Regions from separate parts of the Homo sapiens genome. Here region 1 is linked to region 2. A link is a contact called in ENCODE Hi-C or POLR2A ChIA-PET data. All regions are on one chromosome and are shown on one strand. The core of a region is the stretch at or near the end of the contact, and the rest is flanking DNA. Distances in the headings are between cores, read along the strand shown. Region 1 overlaps NAV1 (neuron navigator 1). Region 2 overlaps NAV1 (neuron navigator 1).

Region 1 (2,834 bases), core at 268-2,767, 56 kb before region 2:
TAAAGGGTATCTAAAGGCCCTCACCTTCTAGAGACTTGATATAGGACTTGGAATACTATGGGCCCAGATAAAAATCTGTAATACTCTTACTTTCCTGCTCCCTGTTCCCTCTCAATCTGTGGCTGGATGTCCTACCTTTGGGTGTGGTTTCTGAGGCATTAAGGGCTCCCTGAATGACTGCCTGGGCCTCAGAGTTCTTTTTCTTCAGAAAGTCTATGGTTTCTCGCAAATCCAGCAGCTCAGTGTCCTAAGAGAGAAATGAAAATAGCGTTGGCTGGGCACGGTGGCTCACACCTATAATCCCAGCACTTTGGGAGGCCGAGGTGGGCGGATCACCTGAGGTCAGGAGTTCAAGACCAGCCTGGCCACCTGGTCTCCATTAAAAATACAAAAATTAGCTGGGCGTGGTGGCGGGCACCTGTAATCCCAGCTACTTGGGAGGCTGAAGCAGGAGAATCGCTTGAACCTGGGAGGCAGAGTTTGCAGTTAGCCAAGATCGCGCCAGTGCACTCCAGCCTGGGTGACAAGAACGAAACTCCATCTCAAAAAAAGAAAACAGCGTCATTAGTTGGGATTAGCAGGAGCCCTGAGCCCTTATGATGTGTCAGGCAATGGGCGAGGCATTGGAATTCTGCAAAACTTGATAGAGAAGGGCAAGGAATTGGGATAAGGAATATGCTCACACTGTATTGGGGGGCAGATTGAGAATCCAGGGTGACAGTGAGGTGGGGAGAAACTGGCATTCATGAGCAAGAACAGATGGTCAGCTTCGGCCTCTCTGTCCAGGAGAACCCCCTCGCCGCACCCACCCCTCCCACCCTTTCCCAGGCCTCTCACCTTCTCCTCGGCCGTCTCTGCCAGGTGTCGCAGGCGGGATGTCATATTCACCAGGCTCTGCTCAAAAGCAGCCACCAGATTAGCCTGAAACAAACACAGAAAGAGATTGCTAAGTTGCATAAGGCTGGGGGAAAGGCAATAACTGACAATGGGAAATAGTTTTAACTGATTTCCTGTATCTCGGAGCTGACCAATGCCAGCAAACCTCTTGGTGGTTAAAAAAATATTGATTTTCCTGAGCAGACAAAGGGGAAATCAAAGAAATTTTCTGGTGGGAACCAGCTTCTTGAATAATGAAGCCAGGTTGAGGGTAGGGCAGGTTTCCAGAGGCTCCTGGAGACTTGAGATCTAAAACCTATCAACTACCAGAGGTAGGACTATCCCTCTGCTCTATGTGATATTTGGTGTGGCCAACTTGGTAGGCGGGCCATAGCCTCTGGGGTCGTTCCTATTATTTTGGTTTAACTCCTGCATTGTGGAGTGGGCCGGCCCCCAAGGGACCAAATAATCTCCTGGCAGAAACTATTTGGTGCGTTTCTTCCTCCTCTGCTACTCCACTGCTTCACCCTTTCTTGCTTTGCAGCTGCTCCTTGTTCCCGGATTCTCCAGGTTTGCAAGGCTGGAAGGAAACTGCAGAGGCATTCCACCGTTTGGCCACTAGGTGTCAGGTCTGTTTCATGAGGAGTGAAGGATACCAAAGGGCTCTCTGGATAAGAGGCAGGCTAGTTCGGAAAGGTGCTCAGTGGAGGAGCTAAGGCCACTTGGTTTGGCATAGTTTGACCTCTAGCTGGCCAACTGGCTGCAAGATGTATAGGCAAGGTAAAGGGAATGAGGCCGGGGGCTAGAAAGGGGAGCACTTGGGGATGGAGAAATAGCCATCGTGAGACTATCTGAGCAAGTTGGTGACCCTAGCAAGAAGTGGGCATACTCTGCGCAGCTCCTTCATGCAGAGCTCTAGGAAATCGACGGCACTCTCATGGCTCCTACTGGCTTACAATTCTCCCTCCCTGTTGGGTCAACTCTAGTTTTCATCCACTGCTCCGCATGTCTGGAGCCTACTTCATAGGACCAGGGCTGGAGGCAATCCCTTTAGTCCAGTTAGAGCCTCCTCTTGCACTTTTACTATAAATCTGTCAAGGCCTGGGCTCTGAGGAGATTATAATATGTCACAACCTGAGCAGTTTCCTTTCACCCACTGTGCAGGCAACATCTGTCTTCTTGACCTCAGGTCTTCTCTGGTTTGCTTCTCTACATCCTGCATGTCTGCTTGTAGACTCCTTGTAGTCCCTGGAAGACTACTCATGAGAGGCCCCAAGAACCCCTGTATGCTCTTCTGTGCTGCCTTTCCCCATCCAGGGGAACCCTTTTGCTCTGGCTGGGCTTTCTCCCCGCTCTCCCCTACACTTCCTCTCCCTACATTGACCCTTCCCTTAATCCCAACCCCAGACTAGGGTACCTGTAAGACCTCAGGGCTAAGCAGTGGTGCTGCAGAAAGGCTAGCATTTGAGAGGGGTAAAGTGGTCTGGGCCCCTACATCTAGGGTGTGCCCTCAGCTTTAGTGGCTAGGAAGTTCCATGGAACATGACAAAAGTTTGGTTTGGAGTCACGGAATCCTGAAGAGAGCTGTGGAACCTTCCTAGAGTCCCAGCATCCCATCTCCTGCTTGAGGGCAGGGTTCTGACCCTCGGCAAAAATCTGCCTTTAAGATGCAGAACCCACCGTGTCTGGGTGTTTAGTTTGTTCTCTCTTAGCCAAATGGAACTTCCTGTTCTAAGAAAAATCACCCTCTAAATTCAATTTCTTGGCTTCAGCCCAGCCTTGACAGCATGGTGGCTGACAGATTGCAGTGTAAATGAATCAGACATAATAATGTTCTCTGCCTCCCTGGCGCCTCTCCCCCCCAGCATCTCCCAGACATGAATTTCCTGGGGTGTGCAGGACGTGACCCAGGCCATTTGCTTTGGTGGGTGTGGCACAAGGGAGAGAAAAGATGGTTC
Region 2 (3,090 bases), core at 453-2,952:
TCAGTTTTTACAGATGTTAAGGGAGAGGTTTGCACTCCTGAACTCCTCCTCCTCGCTCTCACTGCCTTTAAAGAGGTCTGGGTGGTGCTTTGAGTCCTAGGAACAATCCTTTCCCAAGCCCCCCAGCAATGCAGGCTGCCCCTACTATTTTCGGCCCACAGGTCAATGCACTTTGGGTAACTGTACAGCCCCTCTGCCCCTACTACTCTGGCTGCCCAATGCCACTGACCTGGGGCTGCAGCTCTAGAGTGATGAACCACAGTTCTTAGAGGACAGAAAACCTCAGCAGAGGGACCTCTGTTTCTGGAGAATGGAACAGTTTAAGTTGGAGGAAGGGTCTTTGTTTCTGAGGTTGCACATTGTGGCCAAGTTTTCCAAATATGCTTTGAGATCAAAGGGGAGTAAAGAGCTGCAGTGATCCTAGCGCCAATCCCTCAGACTTCCCCCTAGCATGGGGGGCAGACAGATTTTTATTCCCTTTACTCTGTTCTAAGAGGTTTGGGTAGTAAGACTTAGAAAAGATGCACCAGCTCCCAAGCAGACCAGCTCTGAGGGGGAATCAGAGCAAGGCAGACGGTTCTCTCTCACATATTCTTCCATTTCATTCCAGGATGATGTCCCTGGCCAAGCCCTATCCTGGCTCTCCTGTTCTGGTAATGTCCTGAGCCTCCCATCCTCACCACCACCCGAAACGGGGTGAGCACAATGAGTTCTCTAGGGAGGCTCTGTCCACGCAGCTGTGCTGGAGCTGGCCTGGGTCATCTGGGGAACAGCTTACAGTGACGTGCCATAAGGGATTCTCTTTAGCCTCAGCCAGCATGGAATCCTGAGTAAAATGACTTTGTCTCAGCCAAAGGAATGTCATCAGCAGGGGATGTTTTTCTCCAGATCTAGCTGTAAGCTTTCCATAAGGTTTCCTCCTTTGTGGTTTTCTCAGCAGGGAGGGCCTGGAAGGAGGGAGATCTGAGGCCTGAAAGGGGTAGGCACAGGGGTTTACTTGGAGGGACAGGGGTCTTGTGCATGGAGCTGAGCTGTTCCTGAACATTCCCTCGCAGCCCCCCAGAGACCATGTGGCTCCATCCCTCATCCTCATACCTGGAGGCCTGCCCACCCTTCCTTCCACCCTCCTCCCTGTGTGTCTCACCTCACACAGGGACTGGAGGAGCAAACCATAAAGAGAACAAGTCTCAGCCAGTAGCTCAGCTCAGGGGAGAGGCTCTCAGCTGAGTCCCCACTGAACATTCTGGGGTATAGGGTCTCTAAATCACCTCCTTCTTGGGATTGATTCCTGAGCTGCCAGAACCCAACAGAAGGCAAGTTTCCTGCTATAAGTTCCTCTTTCCTTCTTGATGAGGACGGTAAGTCCCACAGTAGTGTCTACCTTACTGCTTCGTGGAGGTTATGGTGAGCTTTTATAGGGGAAGGAGCAGGATCCCAGAAGCGTTGCTACTTAAATAAGTAACATGCAAATTAGCACCTGCTATTTTCAGGTCAGGGCACTTTGGGTAATTGGCAGCAGCACTGAAGAGAAATGTTGTCTGGGAGTTTTTTGTGAAAATATGAAAACACAGCCTCCCCTGTCAATGGGGAGCTTCTGCGCTTGAAGGGGCCCTGACCTTGCCTGTCATGAGGGTGTGGCAGAGTGGAAGGGATATGGTGGCACGGTTGTCTTGACTACAGTGGAGGTGGAGGGTGGGGGATGGGCAATGAAGGGGTGACTCTGAGCATGACTGTAGCCTGGGGTGCAGGGAGTGGGGGGCAGCGGAGGGACACATGGTAGAGGAGGATGACACCTGCTGAAAGGGAGCTGGGAGTCAGGCACTTGTCCAGAAAGAAAACCCAGCCAAAGAGGGAGAGAGGAAAAAGGCCTGTCTATCTCACATAGGCTTCCTCTGTGCTCCTGTGGGGCTTCTCTTCAAAAAGCCCTTAGGAGCCATGATCTCATTTGTCTCCCGTGCCAGCACTCTCACAGCAGCTCTTTACAAGGGGGAAACTGAGGCATAGAAAGTCCAGGAAATGTCCAAAGCAGAGGGCAGAATGCAGGCTAATATGCATGAGGTCCCTCAGCCAGATTCCTGGGAGGGGGTAATTCTCTCTTCCTTCCCACACCTTCCCCACCTCAAAGGATCTCTGGAGTCACCTTGGCTGAGGCCCAAGGTTCTTTTGGCTGAAGTTTCATTTCCAACAGAGACATCGAAAGATAGTTTATGGGAGGCTCTCCTTGTCTCCTGGACAATAATCTCAGAGGTTGATGTGGTTGGTTAGAATGGGGTAAGAAAAAAAGGGAAAGACTTGAGAAGCAGTTTGGTGTGCTCTAAATTCCAGTGTTGCTTGCTTGTGGGTTTCTGGGTTCCAGGGTCACCTGTCTGGGGCCTGATCACATACCCGATTTCCTGGTGAGCCCCAGAAATGAGACCCTTGAGAGGATTAGGGTCCCAAGGTAGGTATCCACAACTCTGTCCACTGACCTGCCCTCATGTCTTCTCGTTCCCATCAATCATAAGGCTATTTCATTCCTCAGATGGAAAAGCCTGTCCTTGAACAAGTTTTGGCCAGTCAGAGAATGTCCCTCTGGGCCTGTGGGTGATAGCTGGGCCTGTGACTCCTCTGCATCCTAGCCAGGCCTAGTTGATAGCATAGTGGCAGAAGCAGGACAATGGGCATTTTACAGCAGAGTGATTAAAAAGAGAAAGAATTAAACCAGAATGGAGGGGCAGGGAAAGGAAAGAGAAAGGAATTGGGAGAGGGACTTCAGTGAATTAACCCTTTCCATACTGTGGCAGGATCAATGGGGAATTACCTGGCCACATCCTTAATCCCAGCTTTCAAAAACCTGCTCCCAGATCCCCCAATGACCCTACTGAATCCTGAGGGAATCATCTGTCGTGACCTTGACAGATGTCTAAGAAAATAATTTCCAGTCTCTGTGTAGAAGTTTTCAAAGCATTTTCACATCCATGAGTTTATTCTATTTTCAAATAACCTAGTGATCTAAGGTGAGGCAGGTACTATTATACTTGCTTTAGAACATTAACAGCAAGAAAGATTAATAATAGAGTGGCCTTGTTTGGCCACAGGTTTAGAAGCCAC

Evidence for each region. A loop is a pair of places that touch in the nucleus more often than their neighbours do. ChIA-PET counts read pairs that join two places held with the same protein, here RNA polymerase II (POLR2A). Pooled maps may share reads with other maps.
Region 1: a map of heart left ventricle shows a loop between it and region 2 (5-fold over the local background). The contact joins two enhancer-like sites. A Hi-C loop is called at or near these places in 22 of 168 maps with a recorded cell type or tissue (CD14-positive monocyte, HUES64, IMR-90 and 12 more) and 18 of 50 pooled maps. POLR2A ChIA-PET finds 5 or more read pairs at or near these places in 7 of 52 experiments (AG04449, H1, MCF 10A and 4 more).

The regions. Positions count from the first base shown.
Region 1 is chr1:201,791,879-201,794,712 of GRCh38, reverse strand. NAV1 (neuron navigator 1) reads right to left here. Exons shown (of 34, transcript NM_001389617.1): 18 at 838-921; 19 at 136-247. The region is part of intron 2 of IPO9-AS1 (IPO9 antisense RNA 1); the gene reads left to right. Among named protein-coding and RNA genes, the nearest start is that of MIR1231, 15 kb to the left of the region's middle. Within about 2 kb of position 1,517, at least 11 of the 41 ENCODE cell types and tissues checked have a DNase peak (open chromatin) inside an H3K27ac peak, as active enhancers do; they include heart right ventricle, where a contact is called at or near this core.
Region 2 is chr1:201,735,588-201,738,677 of GRCh38, reverse strand. The region is part of intron 7 of NAV1 (neuron navigator 1); the gene reads right to left. The region is part of intron 2 of IPO9-AS1 (IPO9 antisense RNA 1); the gene reads left to right. All of the region lies in intron 1 of LOC124904483 (a long non-coding RNA gene), which reads left to right. Among named protein-coding and RNA genes, the nearest start is that of MIR5191, 18 kb to the right of the region's middle. RefSeq lists enhancers at 282-831, 832-1,383. Within about 2 kb of position 1,702, at least 5 of the 41 ENCODE cell types and tissues checked have a DNase peak (open chromatin) inside an H3K27ac peak, as active enhancers do; they include heart right ventricle, where a contact is called at or near this core.